Regions from separate parts of the Homo sapiens genome. Here region 2 is linked to region 1. The links are chromatin loops, found by intact Hi-C in ENCODE. Cell type or tissue: chondrocyte. All regions are shown on one strand. Each heading gives the region's core, and the rest is flanking DNA. Links, peaks and the distances in the headings are about the cores only.

What was found. A loop is a pair of places that touch in the nucleus more often than their neighbours do. Peaks named below come from ENCODE experiments on the same cell type or tissue, not always from the same donor. Only the 100,000 strongest peaks of a DNase experiment are listed, where the experiment ranks them.
Region 2: a loop joins it to region 1, with 2.1 times the contacts of the local background. A loop is called at or near these places in 4 of 110 quality-filtered maps.

The regions. Positions count from the first base shown.
Region 1 is chr19:15,103,085-15,113,772 of GRCh38, forward strand. SYDE1 (synapse defective Rho GTPase activating protein 1) reads left to right here and starts at 4,317. Exons shown (of 8, transcript NM_033025.6): 1 at 4,317-4,437; 2 at 5,972-6,313; 3 at 6,620-7,264; 4 at 7,437-7,651; 5 at 8,229-8,355; 6 at 8,548-8,708; 7 at 9,262-9,487; 8 at 10,476-10,688. The coding sequence starts at 4,350. RefSeq lists enhancers at 6,003-6,553, 8,828-9,355, 9,356-9,881. In chondrocyte, for the core only: no CTCF peak of the experiment used is centred there; DNase peaks (open chromatin) are centred at 6,111 and 9,387.
Region 2 is chr19:15,428,588-15,436,587 of GRCh38, forward strand. WIZ (WIZ zinc finger) reads right to left here. Exons shown (of 13, transcript NM_001371589.1): 6 at 2,425-2,595; 7 at 999-1,502. Among named protein-coding and RNA genes, the nearest start is that of AKAP8L, 14 kb to the left of the region's middle. RefSeq lists an enhancer at 3,060-3,658 and a silencer at 4,045-4,284. In chondrocyte, for the core only: a CTCF peak has its summit at 4,762 (motif pointing left); DNase peaks (open chromatin) are centred at 2,452, 3,631, 4,234, 4,735 and 1 weaker place.

The sequences.
Region 1 (10,688 bases), core at 1,492-9,491:
AGGTTGCAGTAAGCCAAGATCGTGCCACTGCACTCCAGCCTGGGCAACAAAGCAAGACTATGTCTCTATAAAAGAAAAGAAAAGAAAATGTACGCATACAGGCTCTAAAATCTGTACAGCAACTAGCAAAATCCACAGGAATAAGCATACAAACATCATTATGAAACTTAGAATTCATAACCATTTCATTACATACAATTTGCAGATAATCTGTTCTCACTTATGGAAATTTCTGATTGCTAAGAAAGAATCAGAGCCAATGGTGAATTAAATAGGCTACATGCAGGCAAATAAAGACAACAGGAAAAGTACAAAAACTCAAAAAGATTTACACAAAATAATAATAATAAATATTTATGTGGTATGTGGGTGTCATATGGGTGGGGCTAAGGGTTGCTCTCACTCCCATGTCAGACCCCAGCTCCTCTGAGACTCTGAAATACCCCATTGGGACCTTAGTCCTGCAGCCTCTACCCTCAACTTGTAAACAGGTATTGTCTTGACCCCTGACTTCTTTCCCCATTGTCAATAGCTGCCTCAAAGACATCTGCGCAGGGATCTCATAGGGAGGAGGGTGCACTCCACCCTTTTACAGACTGATGCCCCCCAAACACACATATCCAAGAAAAGTGAACAGCACCTAGGAGAACTGTATATCAACAGTTGTATAATGAGTATACCAATATATGCATAATGAGAGTCCCAGAAGGAGAGAAGTGAAAGGAGCAGAAAGAATATTTGATGAGGCTGGGTATGGTGGTTCATGCCTATAATCCCAGCACTTTGGGAGGCCAAGGTGGGCAGATCACTTAAGGTCAGAAATTTGAGACCGGCCTGGCCAACATGACGAAAACCCATCTCTACTAAAAATACAAAAATTAGCTGGGCATGGTGACAGGCACCTGTAACCCCACCTACTTGAGAGGTTGAGGCAGGAGAATCACTTGAACCCAGAAAGCAGAGGTTGCAGTGAGCCAAGACCATGCCTCTGCACTCCAGCCTGGGCAACAGAGTGAGACTCCATCTCAAAAAATAATAATAATAATATTTGATGAAATAATGGCCAAAAAACTTCCCAGAAGCCCAGAATTGATGAAAGACATGAATCTACATATCCACAAAGCTCAACAAACTCCAAGTACAATAAACACAGAGAACCACACAAAGACACATTAAAACCAAACACACACAGCCTCCTCGTCCAGGCCTCTTGGACACCCCCTCCTATACAGACCTCCATCACCTGACACCTGATCTCCTACCTGAATATTCAGCAGTGAACAACATAGACAAGCATCACTTGATCACTTGGTGGAGACCCAGTCTGGACGAGGAGGCAGATAAACTAGAACAAACCACTGGGACTGTTAAATTCAAGTTGTGGCAAGTGTTAGAAGAAAGGAAACTGAGTAATGTGATACTGACTAGACAGAGGTGGTGGACAGAAAGGGTCTCCCTAGAAGGTGCCATTGGACCTAAAGGATGAGAGAGAGGTGGCCTCAGAAGAACCAGGGCTTCCCAGGCAGAAGGAACCATGTGTGCAAAGGACCTGAGGCAGAAATAGCTTGATATGAAGGAGAACCAGAAAGGAGGCCATGGTGAGTGAATGGGACAGCCAAAGAGATGAGGCTGGAAGTCTTGTGAGACCATGCTGGGAATCTGAATTTTATTCTAGGTGAGGTGAGCAGTCATAGGAACACTATTCAGCAGGATGGTGCCACAATCTGATTTCAGTTTTAAGTCCACTGTGGGTAATATATGGAGAATGAAATGTAGGGCTAAGACAGGTTATATTTTCCCAGATGGCCACAATATCTCCCACCCTACATCCACTTGTACAATGTCACCTTGACATGCCTCCCATGTAGAGAGGTATAATCTGTGCCCCCTTTCCTTGAATCTGGTGGCAGAAGTGACACAGCATGACACTCAAGGCTGGGTCAGAAGAGATGCAACTTCTTCCTTGTTCACTTTTAGAGGGCTGGGTGGCTGTCTAAGAAGTCTGACTACCCCAAGACCACCATGCTGGAAGGAAACCCGAACCACACGGAGAGGCCTGTGTAGCTACCCTGGTCCACAGCCCCAGCAACAGCTGGCGTCAGTTGCAAGACCTCTGAGTGAAGACACCTCCAGATGACTCAGGACCCTGCCATTTTTTAGTCACCCTCTAGCCTAAGTCTCCCCTGTCCAAACTGAACCACAGCATCTGTGAGCATCATGTAAACCAAAAGGTATCTCAGATAAGTCTCAATAAATTTAGAAAGCTTATTTTGCCAAGGTTATGGACATGCCTGTGACACAGACTTAGAAGCTCCTGACAACATAAACTAGGGTAGTCAGGGCCACTACCTTGATTCAGGTCTGTAATCCTAGCTACTTGGTAGGCCAAGGCGGGCAGATCACTTGAGACCAGGAGGGTTTTTTGTTTTGTTTTGTTTTTTTGTTTTGTTTTTTTGAGACGGAGTTTCACTCTTGTTGCCCAGGCTGGAATGCAGTGACACAATATTGGCTCCCTGCAACCTCCGCCTCCCGGGTTCAAGAGATTCTCCTGCCTCAGCCTCCCGAGTAGCTGGGATTATAGGCATGCACCACCACCCCCAGCTAATTTTGTGTTTTTAGTAGAGAAGGGGTTTCCCCATGTTGGTCAGGCTGGTCTCGAACTCCCAACCTCAGGTGATCCGCCCGCCTTGGCCTCCCACAGTGCTGGGATTAGAGGCGTGAGCCACCGCACCCAGCCGAGCCCAGGAGTTTGAGACCAGTCTGGGCAACATGATGAGACTCTATCTCTACAAAAAGTAGGGAAATTAGCCAGGTATGGTGACACATGCCTATAGTCCCACTTGCTCGGGAGGCTGAGGCAGGAGCATCACTTGAGCCCAAGAGGCTGAGACTGCAGTGAGCTGTGGTGGTACCACTGCACTCCACCTTGGTCTAGTTTTATATATTTTAGGGAGACATGAGACAGCAATCAATATATGTAAGATGCACATGGGTTTGGTCTGGGAAGGCAGGACAACTCAAAAGTAGGGAGAAGGCTTCCAGGTTATAGGTGGATAAGAGAGAAACAATTGCATTCTTTCGAGTTTCTGACTAGCCTTTCTGAATATGCAATTTACAGAGATAGTCACTTATGCCTTAGTCTGGCTTAGTGAAACAAATAGGTAAGGAAGCGATCAGATATGTGTTTGTCTCATGTGAGCAGAGGGACAATTTTGAGTTCTGCCTGTCCTTCATCCATAAGGAATTTCCTTGTAGGCAAATTGTGGGGGAGGTATGTAGCTTTTTTTTTCTTTTCTTTTCTTCTTTTTTTTTAGACGGCATCTTGCTCTGATGACCAGGCTAGAGTGCAGTGGTGCAATTTTGATTCACTGCAACCTCCACCTCCCGTGTTCAAGCAATTTTCCTGCCTCAGCCTCCCAAATAGCTGGGATTACCAGTGCCCACCCACCATGCCTGGCCAATTTTTTTTCTTTTTCATATTTTTAGTAGAGATGGAGTTTCACCATGTTGGCCAGCCTGGTTTCGAACTCCTGACCTCAAGTGATCCGTCGCCTCAGCCTCCCAAAGTGCTAGGATTACAGGAGTGAGCCACCGCGCCCAGCTAGCTTTTTTAACCTTGTAGCTATCTTACTTAGGAATAGAATGGGAGGCAGGTTTGTCCTACACAGTTACCAGTTTGACTTCTTCCTTTTGGCTCAGTGATTTGGAGGTCTCAAGATTTATTTTCCTTTCACAATCACGACATGGTTGTTTTACATCATTACGTTTGGGGATGGTTTGTCAAACAGCAGTAGTAATTGGAATTTGGAGGTGAGAGAATTGAGTGGGGAAAGAGTGGCATGGGGAGACCAAGGAAGAAGCTTGGGGTGGGGTGGGTAGTGGGGACGGTCATTGAAACGAATGACACTACGGCTTGCACCAGGTTGAAGCAGTACCTGGCAAGGAGAGAGAGGATACGTGGAGGCTGCGATTTGGAGACAGACCCAAGAGAACTTCCTGGATGCCATCACCCAGAGTCCCATCCAGGGAGGGTGGGTGAGGTGGAAGACAAGGGATCGGGCCTGCGCCACGATCGTCACGTCCCATCGAAGCTGGAGCGGATCCGGGCACCCGGAGCCCCCATTCCAACCCCTCCCGGCCCCAGGCAACTACATCTCCCAGCATCGCCCGCTCGGGCCGCGGGAAAGGGGAAAAAAAAAAAAAGTTTGGGCCAAGCATTCCCGGAATGTGCTTCCTGCTGGCGCGGGGCGGGGGGCGGGCGGGGAGGCCCGGGCGGGGCGGGGAGGGCGCGGGGCGGCGCGGCCGGAGCCCGGGGCGCGCACTCGGCTCGGCCCGGCCCGGGCCGCAGCATGGCCGAGCCGCTACTCAGGAAAACCTTCTCCCGCCTGCGGGGCCGGGAGAAACTTCCCCGGAAAAAGTCGGACGCCAAGGAGCGCGGTAAGCGGAGATCGGTGGGGAACAGGGGGCGCCGAGCCCCACCCGGCCTGGGAGCGGGGTCCCAGGGCCCCGAGGACAGACGGTGGGGGGGATCAGGGGGAGCCCCCCGCACCCCGCTGCAGACTGGGGTGCCTCCAGCCAGGGGAGGGTAGGGGTCCTGGAAGGAAGGGGCTGGGAGGGAGGGGGGCGCGGACCGTTATGTGCTGCTGGCCGGGGATGCCAGCGCTGCGGGCTCCTTGGGAGGCCCGGGAGGGGGCCTCGCCCACGACAGGAAATGGGGCCGCGACTGAGGGCCTGGAGGGTGGAGGGGAGGAGGGGCTGGGAGGCCGGGACACTGGGGCCCAGTCGGGCTGGGCAAGGGGCATCGGGAGCCCTGGAGGCGCAGGATGGGAGATGGGAGGCGTACTCCTGCAAAGGAAAGAGAGGGGCGGCCCGTCAATCAGAGTAGCTGCCCCCTCCGCCTCCCACCTACTAACAGTGACGGCAACTGCGCCTGCCTTAGCCCCAGGAAACTGTCCCTTTTATACAGATGGGGAAACTGAGGCACGGAGCAATTGGGTCATGTGCCCAGGGCCATCGACTTAAACAGCTCTTTGGACTATGCTACAAACAGAGACCCTAGAGGGTGGACATCAGAGGTGGCCAGAGGAGGAGTTCAGCAGGGTAGCAAGTAAAAACCTTAGAGAAACAGCTGCGTGGGATAGGGGGACCCAGGAAGGAAGGAGTTAAAGGAGGAAGGCCAGACCATTCCATGGACGTACCCCTTCCCCCCAGGCCTTCCCAAAGATTCCCAATGTTCCCAGGGAAGGGAGAAGGGACAGAGATGCCCAAACACAAACACACACAGGAAACAGCCCAGGACATGAGACAGGAGAGGAGGGAGGGAAGGGGAAGTCCCAAAGCATTGAGCGTGGGGGGTCTGGCCTGGGCTGAGGGACAAGGGCCCATCCCAGGATGGCGACAGAGTTTGGAAGACAGGAGGGAGGGTAAAAGGGGCAGGGGACTGGGAGTGACTGTGCTGCAGGGAATAGAAAACCCAGCTCCTCACTCCTGAGCACGTAGTGCCTGCTGTGGGCTGTATACTTTTCCAAAAGGCTCCTGGAAGCCTCCCTGGACATGGAAATCACATCCCCCCATTTCACAGGAGGATACTGAGCCTCAGAGAGGGAAGCGACTTGCCCAAGGCCACGCAGGTGCAAAGCTCCATGCCACGGTTATTGAGAGGGTAGAGGAAGTGGAGACTGGAACGCAGTACCTACGGGCCCCAGGAAGCCTGACTTAGAACCCTGAGGCTGCAGGGATGGAGTCCCCTTTTGGGATGCCAGGGACTGAGTAGGGGGTGCTCTAAGCTGATAACTGAGATCGCTAGCCTGTGGCTGCCTATTCCAAACAAAACAGCAGGATCCAAGGAACCATGACTTATCAGGGGCCGGCCAGGGCCGTACACAGCATCCCACCCACTGATCAATTGCACAGGGCTGCTCTGCAGGCAGTGAGGGGCTGGGTGGGTCTCACTCCCCTTGCTCTCTGCCAGGCCACCCAGCCCAGCGCCCAGAGCCCAGCCCTCCAGAGCCAGAGCCCCAGGCTCCCGAAGGGTCCCAGGCCGGAGCAGAGGGGCCCTCCAGCCCCGAGGCATCAAGGAGCCCTGCACGGGGAGCCTACCTGCAAAGCCTGGAGCCCAGTAGCCGCCGATGGGTGCTGGGTGGGGCCAAGCCAGCTGAGGACACCTCTTTAGGGCCTGGGGTACCTGGCACTGGGGAGCCCGCCGGCGAGATCTGGTACAACCCCATCCCTGAGGAAGACCCCAGACCTCCAGCACCTGAGCCCCCGGGGCCACAGCCTGGCTCAGCTGAGTCAGAGGGCCTGGCCCCCCAAGGTAAGAACAAGCTTCCCATCCCCTTCCCCAAGGTGAGCACCAGCTCCACATCCCTTCCCTTCAGGGTAGCACCAGCCTCACACTCCCTCCTCCCAGAGGAGCACCAACCTCACACTCCTTCCCTTCAGGGGAGCACCAGCCTCACATCCCCACCCCGTCAGATGCTCCCAGAGGAGCATCAGCCTCACACCCTCCTCCCCGCCAGGGGAACACCAGCCTCACACTCCTTCCCTTCAGGGGAGCACCAGCCTCACCCCCCTCCCCTAAGCCCAGGTTCCTGGACCCTGAAGTCTGCTCTCCACACAGGTGCAGCCCCCGCCAGCCCCCCAACCAAAGCCTCCCGCACCAAGTCCCCGGGCCCCGCCAGGCGCCTCTCCATAAAGATGAAGAAGCTGCCGGAACTGCGGCGCCGCCTGAGCCTGCGAGGCCCCCGGGCTGGCAGGGAGCGCGAGAGGGCTGCCCCTGCGGGCTCCGTCATCAGCCGCTACCACCTGGACAGCAGCGTGGGGGGCCCCGGGCCGGCAGCAGGGCCTGGGGGCACCCGGAGCCCGAGGGCCGGTTACCTCAGCGACGGGGACTCACCGGAGCGCCCAGCTGGGCCCCCATCACCCACCTCCTTCCGGCCCTACGAGGTGGGTCCCGCAGCCCGGGCACCCCCGGCCGCACTCTGGGGCCGCCTCAGCCTGCACCTGTACGGTCTCGGGGGGCTGCGGCCAGCGCCGGGGGCCACCCCCAGGGACCTCTGCTGCCTACTGCAAGTGGATGGGGAGGCCAGGGCCCGAACAGGGCCACTGCGAGGGGGGCCGGACTTCCTGCGGCTGGACCACACCTTCCACCTGGAGCTGGAGGCCGCCAGGCTCCTGCGCGCCCTGGTGCTTGCGTGGGACCCTGGCGTGAGAAGGCACCGGCCCTGTGCCCAGGGCACCGTGCTGCTGCCCACGGTCTTCCGAGGTAGGACATGCGGCTGCAGGGGAGGAGGGGCAGGGACCCCCAAACCCCACCGCCACCCCCCGCAGAGTGCCTAGGGGGCTGGGCTCCGGGCGGAAGGTGTGGCCTGGAGCAGCGAGGCCAGGGTACATGAAGCTTCAGAGCACACCCGGCTCAGGCCCCCTTGTGTCCTCAGGGTGCCAGGCCCAACAGCTGGCCGTGCGCCTGGAGCCTCAGGGGCTGCTGTATGCCAAGCTGACCCTGTCGGAGCAGCAGGAAGCCCCTGCCACAGCTGAGCCCCGCGTCTTTGGGCTGCCCCTGCCACTGCTGGTGGAGCGGGAGCGGCCCCCCGGCCAGGTGCCCCTCATCATCCAGAAGTGCGTTGGGCAGATCGAGCGCCGAGGGCTGCGGGTGAGCACCCACCCCACCCCAACCCTCTGGCCCCCAGACCTCAGACCACTCTTCAGGACACCCTATGTACAGATGCCAGACCCCTACCCCCAGGCCTGAGCCACTCCTAGCTCCAATCCCAACCTAGACAAGGGCAGAAGGCGCCCCCTTGACTGTAGCACCCTGGGCAGAACCCATGGGTCATCCATTGATTTAAAAACAGGATCCAAGCCCTCCTGGGGCTCAGAGTCTGATGGGGGAAAAGATACGACTCTAGTCATTCACAAATGTAAAACTATAACTGGGACTGGAGTTGGGGTGGGGTGTACCTAGGGTCTGGGAGAGCTTAAAACAAAACCTGGGGTAGTCATGGAAAGCCTCCTCAAAGAAGTGTCAGTTTCCTAAGTCAAAGGAGATGGCAGCCAAGACAAGTAGTCCAAGCAGAGGGTTTACAAGGCCAGGTTGTCAAGGTAGTTCCAACCTCCCAGCCCACAATGCCCATTGCTGCCTGGCCCAGAATTCCAGTGCTCACCCCACTGGGCCCTGATTAGTCTGTGGCCCCGGCAAGAAGACATTCACTCTCTCTTCCCACCCCCAGGTAGTGGGACTGTACCGTCTTTGTGGCTCAGCGGCAGTGAAGAAAGAGCTTCGGGATGCCTTTGAGCGGGACAGTGCAGCGGTCTGCCTATCTGAGGACCTGTACCCCGATATCAATGTCATCACTGGTCAGCATGGCCCCCTCTCCCCTGCCTGCTCACCCCCATTCAATGCCTCACTTCAAGGCCTTGGGGCTCCTCTGGGACCTCAGTCCTCCTATCTGACCTTGCTTTCACCCACCTCCTCTTCCCCCTTAGCTGTGCCCTCCTTAGCCTTAGAAGCCAGTGGTGCCCTGACCAGAGGGGACCCTGTGTTCACAGGCATCCTCAAGGATTATCTTCGAGAGTTGCCCACCCCACTCATCACCCAGCCCCTGTATAAGGTGGTACTGGAGGCCATGGCCCGGGACCCCCCAAACAGAGTTCCCCCCACCACTGAGGGCACCCGAGGGCTCCTCAGCTGCCTGCCAGATGTGGAAAGGGTGAGTTGGGCCTGGTGGGAGTGATGGGACTTGAGAGTGGGCTGATACCAATAGAATGTTTCACCCATGCCTGGGCCTGAGATGGGCATGAGCTGGCAGCATCATCATATCCCCAAGAAATAGGTGCTATTAGCATCCCACTTCATAGATTTGGAAACTGAGGCCCAAAGCAGGTGACAGTTGCCCAAGGTCACACAGCCAGGATGTGTCAAAAATGCAGGCTGAACGCTGATCTTTCAACCTACAAGGGAGGTTCCTGGCTGAGGGAACCTAGACAAGTCCCATCCCTCTCTGTGCTTCAATATCTTCATCTGTAAAATGAGATTCATGGCAGCTCTGCTTTTCCAATGCTTAGTTGCCTTTGGCTTCAGTCTTCCCTCCAACAAAATAGGCTCATAATACTAACATCTAATGATTAATAGTCTTAACCCGACCACATCCCAGCTATGAGACTGTGAACCTGCTTCCCTACTCTAGCCACCTTAGTCTCTTGCAGGTAGGTGCCACAGGGGCCTGACTTTGTCTGACTTACATCCTCTCAACCCTCTCCCAGGCCACGCTGACGCTTCTCCTGGACCACCTGCGCCTCGTCTCCTCCTTCCATGCCTACAACCGCATGACCCCACAGAACTTGGCCGTGTGCTTCGGGCCTGTGCTGCTGCCGGCACGCCAGGCGCCCACAAGGCCTCGTGCCCGCAGCTCCGGCCCAGGCCTTGCCAGTGCAGTGGACTTCAAGCACCACATCGAGGTGCTGCACTACCTGCTGCAGTCTTGGCCAGGTGAGTTCATGCCCAGGGCCTGCACCACCAATCTGAGCCAGGCTGCTACAGTGATGCCACCTTAAGGGACCAATCAGTGTCTTAGGCTTGAAGCTACGCCCCCTCATGGAGTAAACTGGTACCTGGTTGCCTCAGCAACCAGTTCAGATCCAACCAATCTGTCTGTTTTGTCTTTTTTTATTTTCATTTTTTTGTAAAGACAGGGTTTCTCTATATTGCCCAAGCTGGTCTCAAACGCATGATCTCAAGCCATCCTTCCGCCTCAGCCTCCCAAAGTACTGGGATTATAAACCAAATCACCTTGCCCCACAGAGCTGATTCATCTTTTTATTTTTATTTTTTATTTTTTTTGAGATGGAGTCTTGCTCTCTAGCCCAGGCTGGGGTGTGGTGGCATGATCTCAGCTCACTGCAACCTCTGCCTCCCAGGTTCAAGGGATTCTCCCACCTCAGCCTCCCGAGTAGCTGGGATTATAGGCACGCACCACCAGTCCTGGCTAATTTTTATATTTTAAGTAGAGCAGGGTTTCACTGTGTTGGCCAGGCTGGTCTTGAACTCCTGACCTCAAGTGATCCACCCATTTCAGGCCTCTCAAAGTGCTGGGATTACAGGCATGCACTACCAATCCTAGCTAATTTTTGTATTTTTAGTGGAGATGGGGCTTCACGGTGTTGGCCAGGCTGGTCTTGAACTCCTGACCTCAAGTGATCCGCCTGCCTCAGGCCTCCCAAAGTGCTGGGATTACAGGCATGATCCAGGCATGATCCACAGACCTGCCCCTACCCATCTTTGATGCAGTCAGAGGCCCTGCCTCTTGACATGCCAATCAGAGGCCTAGTTGCGTAAGCAACCAGTCCTAGCTCTGCCAGTGAAAACCTGAAAGGGTCGAAGGCCGCTTTCCACAGGCCAATCAGGAGCCTAGTTCCCTAAGCAGCCAATCAGAGGTCGGCTGTCGCCTCTTTCTATGACCTACCCTGTCTCCCTTCAGATCCCCGCCTGCCCCGACAATCTCCAGATGTCGCGCCTTACTTGCGACCCAAACGACAGCCACCTCTGCACCTGCCGCTGGCAGACCCCGAAGTGGTGACTCGGCCCCGCGGTCGAGGAGGCCCCGAAAGCCCCCCGAGCAACCGCTACGCCGGCGACTGGAGCGTTTGCGGGCGGGACTTCCTGCCCTGTGGGCGGGATTTCCTGTCCGGGC
Region 2 (8,000 bases), core at 1-8,000, 320 kb after region 1:
TGATTTTTGGCTGCTCAGGCAGTTGGGGGGTCCAAGACTCAGGCCGCAGATTTCTTTTGAAGTTTGGGAAGCAGGACATCCTGTTTCCTGCCTAGCCCTTTGGCATCGAGGGGAGTGTAGAGAGCTTAAGGACTTTGGGTAGACAGGCAGTGACCAAATTCTAGGTAATCAGATACTCCCAGACCCTCTCCCCTAGGATCCCTGCTATGGGAGCTATTTGGGGGCGATGGTGGCTGCTGGGCTCACGCAGCCAAGGGCACACCTGCTCAAGGCCCTGCCCCTGGAAGCACGGCAGACTCAGTGGAAGCAACTTCAAGGGAACATAAGGTGCCAAATGGGGGGCTCCATTGGGCAGGGGGTGAGACCCTGGGGTCACCCCCAGACTCTAATGTCCACAAAGATATGGGAAAGCCTGATGTTGTAAGGGACGTCCTTGTTAAACCTGCTCACTGCACCTGGAGGGTTTCTTCCCAAACCCTGCCTGCCGTGCCCACAGGCAGCCCAGGAGGTGGGGCTTCACCGGCAGGCGCAGAGAGCTGCCTCTGCGTGGTGGACAGCCAGGAAGACTTGATGACAGGACCAATCGTGGGCACCTCCCATCAGGTGATCCCCTGTCTATCCAAGATGCTTCCAACTACCACTGAGAAAGCTAGGCCACAGGAACCCTGGTTACCTTCACCGCCCCTACCCACAGGCCCAGAGAAAGCCAAGAGCTGCCCCTCAGTGGCGAGCATGACCCTGGCAGGCTCATCAGCCGCAGTGAGGCTTTCAGGGGAAGATCAGCAAAGTAAAGTGGGAGGCACGATCCACATCCAAGGCGGCCCAAAAGGAGATGCAGAGGCTTGACCAATACTCTGGCCTGGCTGGCCCAGGACATGGGAGCTGTAGTCCCCACCGCCCCCACCCACCCTGGGCCCTGTCCCTGGGCTACAGCCCAACCTGAGGTCCCGACCCTCCCAGCGCCAGAACCTCCCTCGGCTCTTGGGACCCACACTCACTGAGGTTCAAGGGCCCCTCATCCTCAGACTGAGGCCACTGTGCCTTTGGGGAGGCCGGCCGGGGGCTCAGGGACAGCTGGGGGCTCTTGTCCTCAGGATTCTTAGGGGTAGGGGAGCCCGCCAGGGCCAGTGGTGTCTTTTTGAGGAGTGGAGAGCTGGGCGGGTGGCCCAGGCCCTTGGCCGAGAAGCCGGGAGGCGACTTGATGGCTTTGTTGACAGCAGGGGCATCCAAGGGCTTGGCCAGGCTGAGCAAGCCGGGCCGGGGGGCCCCGGCGACCACCTCCTTCAGTGAGCTGGACTTCTTAGCCAGGCCTGGGGGCAGCCCAAGGTGGGCGTCAGGCAGACCCTTCTGCTTCACAAGCTCGTAGAGGAGGTCGATGGGTGCGCCGCTGCTTTCCGACTCTGCCACTCCCAGCTGCCGCAGGTGGGAGCGCGCGTGGCTGGACAGGCCCTTTCGGGTCTCAAAGCAGGCACCGCAGACCTCGCAGGTGGTCAGGCTCTGGGCTGAAGGGCAACACAGAGGCCGGGAGAGCAGGCTGTGAGGCCCACGGCCCAGCTCTCCCGCTTCTCCTCCCCTGAGAGTCCCACTCACCCAGGCTCCATGGAAGTGTTTTGCCTCCGTCAGGCCCCCCAAACCTCACAATGACCCTAACAACGCAGAGAATAGCTTGGCTGCTTTGCCAATAAGGGTTAGAAACTGAGACTCAGAGAGGGAAAAGTTGTGCCCAAGGGCACACAGCAGGAGATAGAGCCCTTCTGTCATCCAGCCAGTGGGACACCTTTCACAACCTTTCAGGCCTACGGGGTGCCCTGGCAACAGGTTCACACAAACGCTGACCTGACAGCCACATGCCTCACTGAACTAAGTTCTAACCACCCTCTGTGGCTCAACTCCTGCCCGAAACACTGGTCCTTGCAGTCTCCTGCACCCTCTTCCACAGAGCCTTTATCCTTGCCTATCTGCTTCTCTGTCTCCCCGTTCCCCAACTTGAATGGCCCTCAAGAGCAAGGGCCAAATTCATTTTGCTCCTCTCACCTCCCTGGAGTCCACCCCAGGGCCCGTCACTAGTCAATAACAACCTTAGGATCAACAGACGAAGAAATGGTGTCATGCGAGAGACTGCACAGCTAGCAAAGGCCAGATTCAGCAAATGAGCTGGGTCTGAGTATGAGCTCTGGACCACCACACCCACTGCTTCTGGATGCTGTCCCTCGCCCCGTGAGGGTGCAGCTCAGGGCCACGCATGCCCAGGACAGTAGAAGTTCAAGAGAGAAGACAGCTGAGTGCCAACCTTGGTGCCTCAAGGTGCCAGAGGGAAAACTGCGGGCAACCTTGGGCCCCACATTAACCCCAAGGCACGAGAGTGCTCCTGTGAGTGTAACCAGCCTGGCCAGCATCCCCTGCCATGCCACCTGGGCCACTCACCCTTGAGGTCCTGCAGCTCCTGTTTGCTGCCATGAGGAACCTCTGCAGCCACTTTGCTGCTCAGCCGACTGGCCACCTGCTCCAGGGCCCCAGGGACAGGCAGGCTCTTCTTAGGGAGCGAGGGAGAGCCCAAGTCCATGGCCACCATTGCGTTTTCCTCAGAACCCAGGCCTGTGGGTTGGGGAGACAGGCTCAGCCCAGACAAATTTCAGGCTGTCTATACCCAGAACTAAGAAGATGGCCTTCTTCCTTATCCTTGATGTCCGCTCTCACTCTGCGAAGCGACTCACCCCAGGAAAGCTGAGGTTCCACCATAACCCCCAGCACCAGTCCAGTGCAGGGACACTGAGGCTGCCACTGACAGCAGACGCCAGCAGCTGCTTCCACACACTACAGCATGGACAGGTCTGGGGTCTAATGCAAATCTGAGCCCAAACTCCCATCCCAGGGGATCTCAAAGAAAAGATCTCTCTGGGCAGAACTTGTGAGGGGGAACGTCTGCCTGTCTCGAGGGTGAGGGTGGGAGGCACTCAGAGAGGGAATTCAACACAACACCAGGGTCAGGAGGCTGGAGAGGCCACACAGAGGCAGGGAGCCAGGGAGCCAGGGACAGGGAGGTGGCTTCACAGCACTTGTGAGGAATCTCCACCAGACAAGACAGCTGGGGCTGCAGAGACAATGGGGGACCAGGGGTGGCCTACTGATCACAAGCTGGGCCCTAAGTGGGGTAAGGTGTCTGCACCTACAGCTATCTGACTTCGGACAGAAAGAGTTGGAATCACAGAACTTTGTGTTAAGTTTCTGAGACATCTATCAGGCCCGCAGCATCCCTGGGTGAGGAGTGTGTGGCAGAGGGAACCAAGGGTGAATTTTCACGTCTAGTTGTTCAAAGGGGCCTGGGAGGCCAGTTGAACTCCAAATTTAGAGTTCAGAGCAAAGGATGAAGGAACTGTGCCAAATGGGGCCTTGGAGGCGTTCAGTGGGATGTAACGGGGCAGGGGGCCATGTAGGTTCTATGCTCAGTTTGAGTCTCGCAGAAGCAAAGAGTAGGCGCTGAGGACTGGGGCACCGAGGACTTTGTCAAAGTCTCCGGGTCGGGTGGGCGCGTCTGTCAGATGGGGCAGGGCTGAAGTGAGTTTCCGCACCGGACGGACCGGAACCGTGGCAAGGGACGCTCCCGGGGCTCCAAAGGGGGCAAGGGACATCTGTCAGACGGGGCAAAGGTCTCGAGGAGCGGCGGAGGAGTGTTTCTGAGGCCTGGGACCCTGCGAGCGGCGACAGAAGGCCCTGGGCCCACACAACTAAAGGGCCTGGGGGAGGGGGGGGTCCCGCAGACTGGACGGAAGGCGTCGGGGGCGGCGGCACCGGCAGGCGGGATTCCGACCTTCCCCTCCCCACACCCTCCCAAGCGCGGGCTCTTACCGGGCGCGGGAGCGGACGCGGGCCCGGGCCCCGGCTCCGGCTCGGCCTTGGGCCCGTCCCGCGGCGGCGGTGGCGGTGGCGGTGGTGGTGGCGGCGGCGGCGGGGGTGGGGGCGGCGGCGGCGGCGCGGGGGGTGCCGCGGGGCCCGGGCTCGGGGGGCTGGGCGGGGGCGCCCCCGCGGGCGCGCGCTCCCGGGCGCCCCCCGCGCGCGGCCCCGCCGCCGCCTTGCTCTCCGCTTTTGTCACTCGGCACTGGGCGGTGGAGGCGGCCATCTTGGCTCCGGCGCACGCGGGGCGGCCGCCCCAGGCGGGAGCAGCTGAGCGCCGAGTGCCGAGTGCCGCTGCCGCCGCCGCCAAACCCGCTCCGCCCCGCCCCTCAGGGCGCGCCCAGGTTGGCCTGCCGAGTGCCGAGCGCCGAGCGCCGAGTGCCACGAGCGAAACCGTTCGTCTGGGCCCTGAGGGCGGACGGCTGCAGCTGCTGGAAGCTTGTCGCGCGCCCTGGCTAGCGGATGCACCCACGCTGGGCGCCCAGCGGCCTCTAACCGCCGCCCCAGCCCAGTCCCCGGACATCTCTATCCCTAGGATGGGAATCTTCCGGCCTCACTCAGACCCCCTTAAACAACGTCAAAACTCTTAAGAGCCCCGACGGGCGGAGCTAGGACCTGCCCTAGGACCCTGCCCCATTCCCTTTCCGGAAAGTCTCCATCTCCGAGTCGGGGATCCTGGAAAACACCTGATCTCCAACCACAAGAATCCCTCCAGTATCATCCTGTTATCCAACCGTCCCCCGACGGTGCCGTTCCGCAGACCTAGGGAACCCCACAAGGCCGGCAACACATTTCAATCACCGCCTGCTTCTCTCTCCGATTGTCCCCAGCTGTTCCTTGACAGTTGGGTGGGGCTAGAATCGGAACATTGCCCCGCCCCCAACCTGGCACCCGCCCCCTCCTGCCCACTTAGGGAGAGGGGGCAGGCTTCTAACGACAGCCTTGCAGCGCCAGTGCCCAGACCTAGCCCTAATGTTGCATATCCTTACTTAAGGCAAGGCTTCCAAGATCTTCCCAATCACTCCCTAACCGCCAACCCTCTGCCTCGCAGTTATTCACTGAAAGACTGGTCATAGCTCTCCCTCCCAAGGACAAGGCCAGGGCAGTGCCAAACCTGGCTCCTCTCATCCGTAGGCTGATTCCTTATACCCCAGTGCCTCCTGCACCCCTAGCCATCCTCAGAGCCAGCTCTGTCTCGCAGCCACCCCTGAGACACTACAAGCCAGACGTGGGTGAGCTGAGTGCCTGGGGAGCAGCCTTTAGCAGAAGCAAGAAGCCTGAGGTCAAGTCCCCACTCTGCCCCTTCCTGAGGTGTCACCTCAACCAGCCCCTGTCCTCTCTGAACCTCCAAGGAGAGGGGGCTTTGATAGCCCCACCCTCCCCTTTGCAGGCTCATGAATGCCCTTCAAGTGGGCTTGTGAGTGGGTCTGACTGAGCCCAGAGTACAGATCTAGGTAGGACCCCAGCAGCTGCAAGTAGGAATAGTACCGAAGGGGCCGGGTGCGGTGGCTAACGCCTGTAATCCCAGCACTTTGGGAGGCCAAGAGGGGTGGATCACTTGAGGTCAGGAGTTTGAGACCAGCCTGGACAACATGGTGAAACCCCATCTCTACTAAAAATACAAAAAAAATTAGCTGGGCATGGTGGTGGGCGCCTGTAATCCCAGCTACTTGGGAGGCTGAGGCAGGAGAATTGCTTTAACCCGGGAGGCGGAGGTTGCAGTGAGCCAAGATCGTGCCACTGCACTCCAGCTTGGGCGACAGAGCAGGACTCCATCTTTAAAAAAAAAAAAAAAAAAAAGGGCCAGGCGTGGTGGCTTACACCTGTAATCCTAGCACTTTGGGAGGCCGAGGCGGGCGGATCACAAGGTCAGGAGATCGAGACCGTGCTGGCTAACACGGTGAAACCCTGTCTCTACTAAACAAAATACAAAAATTAGCCGGGCGTGGTGGCAGGCACCTGTAGTCCCAGCTACTCGGGAGGCTGAGGCAGAAGAATGGTGTGAACCCAGGAGGTGGAGCTTGTAGTGAGCCGAGATCGTGCCACTGCACTCCAGCCTGGGCGACAGAGCGATACTCCATCTCAAGACAGAGCGAGACTCCATCTCAAAAAAAAAAAAAAAAAGAAGGAATAGTATCAAAGGAAGCCCCAGCCTCCAGCAGTCCCAGGGGCGATACCCCCTGTTCAGACACTCTCCATTCCTCAGAGCCCAACTACTTTTTGTAGCCAAGTTCTCTGCCTTGTAAAGGCTCGTGCAAAGCCAGGCTGTGCAAGACTGGGCCCTTCACTTGTCCACTCCCTTTGCAGTGCCCAGTCCTGGGCTCCTTCACCAAATAGGACTTATGGATTTCCAAGCCATCCTCCACTAGAGACACCACCAAACAAGCTGCTCAGAAGTCTAGCTCTACAGCTGTGTGGCTGTGGCAAAGAAGATGACCTATGGTTTCCTTATCCTTAAAACAGGGACATGGCCGGTGCGGTGGCTCACACCTGTAATCCCAGCACTTTGGGAGGACGAGGCAGGCGGATCACGAGGTCAGGAGATAGACACCATCCTGGCTAACATAGTGAAACCTCGTCACTACTAAAAATTAGCCAGGTGTGGTGGCACGCCCTGTAATCCCAGCTACTCAGGAGTCTGAGGCAGGAGAATCGCTTGAACCTGGGCAGCGGAGGCTGCAGTGAGCCGAGATGGCACCACTGCACTCCAGCCTGGGCGACAGAGTGAGACTCTGCCTCAAACCAACCAACAAACAAAAAAAAACAGAAACACAGCAATCTTAGTTGTACAGACTTACATTGAGGCATAAATGAGATTTAACACGTTAAAATCTTAGTACAGGGGCCAGGCGTGATGGCTCAGGCCTCTAAATCCCTGCACTTTGGGAGGCTGAGGCAGGAGGATTGCTTGAGCCCAGGAGTTCCAGACCAGCTTGGGCAACACAGCAAGACCCCGTCTCAAAAAAATAAAAAATTAAAATTAAAAAACCTTAGTACATAGCAAGCATTTGATAATGGAGTAGCATATCAGGTCTGCCGGATAAAGCAAACATTGGTTGAAAATCTAGACTCTAGGCCGGGTGCAGTGGCTTACGCCTGTAATCCCAGCACTTTGGGAGGCCGAAGCGGGCAGATCACTTGAGGTCAGGAGTTTGAAACCAGCCTGGCCAACGTGGTGAAACCGTCTCTACTAAAAATACAAAAATTAGCCAGGCGTGGTGGTGCACGCCTGTAATCCCAGCTACTCAGCAGGAGAATCGCTGGAACCTGGGAGTTGGAGGTTGCAGTGACTGAGATCGCACCACTGCATTCCAGCCTGGGTGGCAGAGTGAGACTTCATCTCAGAAAAAATCTAGCCTCTAGGCTGGGCACAGTAGCTCACGCCTGTAATCCCAGCTCTTTGGGGGCCTGAGGCAGGCGGATCACTGGAAGGCAGGAGTTTGAGACCAGCCTGGCCAACATGGTGAAAACCCATCTCTACTAAAAATACAAAAGTTAGCTGGGCGTGGTGATGAGCGCCTGTAATCCCAGCTACTCAGGAGGCTGAGGCAGGAGAATCACTTGAACCCCGGAGGCGGAGGTTGCAGTGAGCCAAGATTGTGCCACTGAGCTCCAGCCGGGGCAAAAGAGCGAGACTCCATCTCGAAAAAAAAGAAAATCTAGACTCTAGATCTGCACTATCCAATAGGATCCCCACTAGCCTGGCACTAGCTTCATTTCAACTTCTTAACAGCCATACATGACCAATGGTGTCCCTGTAAGACGTGCAGATATCTAGAGAATATTTCCAGCCATCATCTCAGAAAGTTCTATACAACAATGCTTCTCAAGATAGAAGATGTCATTAACAGCAAAGAATCTGGGGCCCAGCTGCCTGGGTTTTAAATCCCTGTTTCACCCTTTCCAGCTGTGTGACCTCAGGCAGGTTAATTAAACTCTGTGCCTCAGTTTCCTCATCTGTAAAGTGGAAGAAATAATAACACCTGCCTTATAGGATTGTTGTGAGGATGTAAATGAGTTCATGTTTGTAAAGTGCTTAGAACGATGCCTGGCTCCCAGTAAAAGCTCAGTAAGCATTTGTCAAAGTCACTGGCAGGAAAGATAGTGAA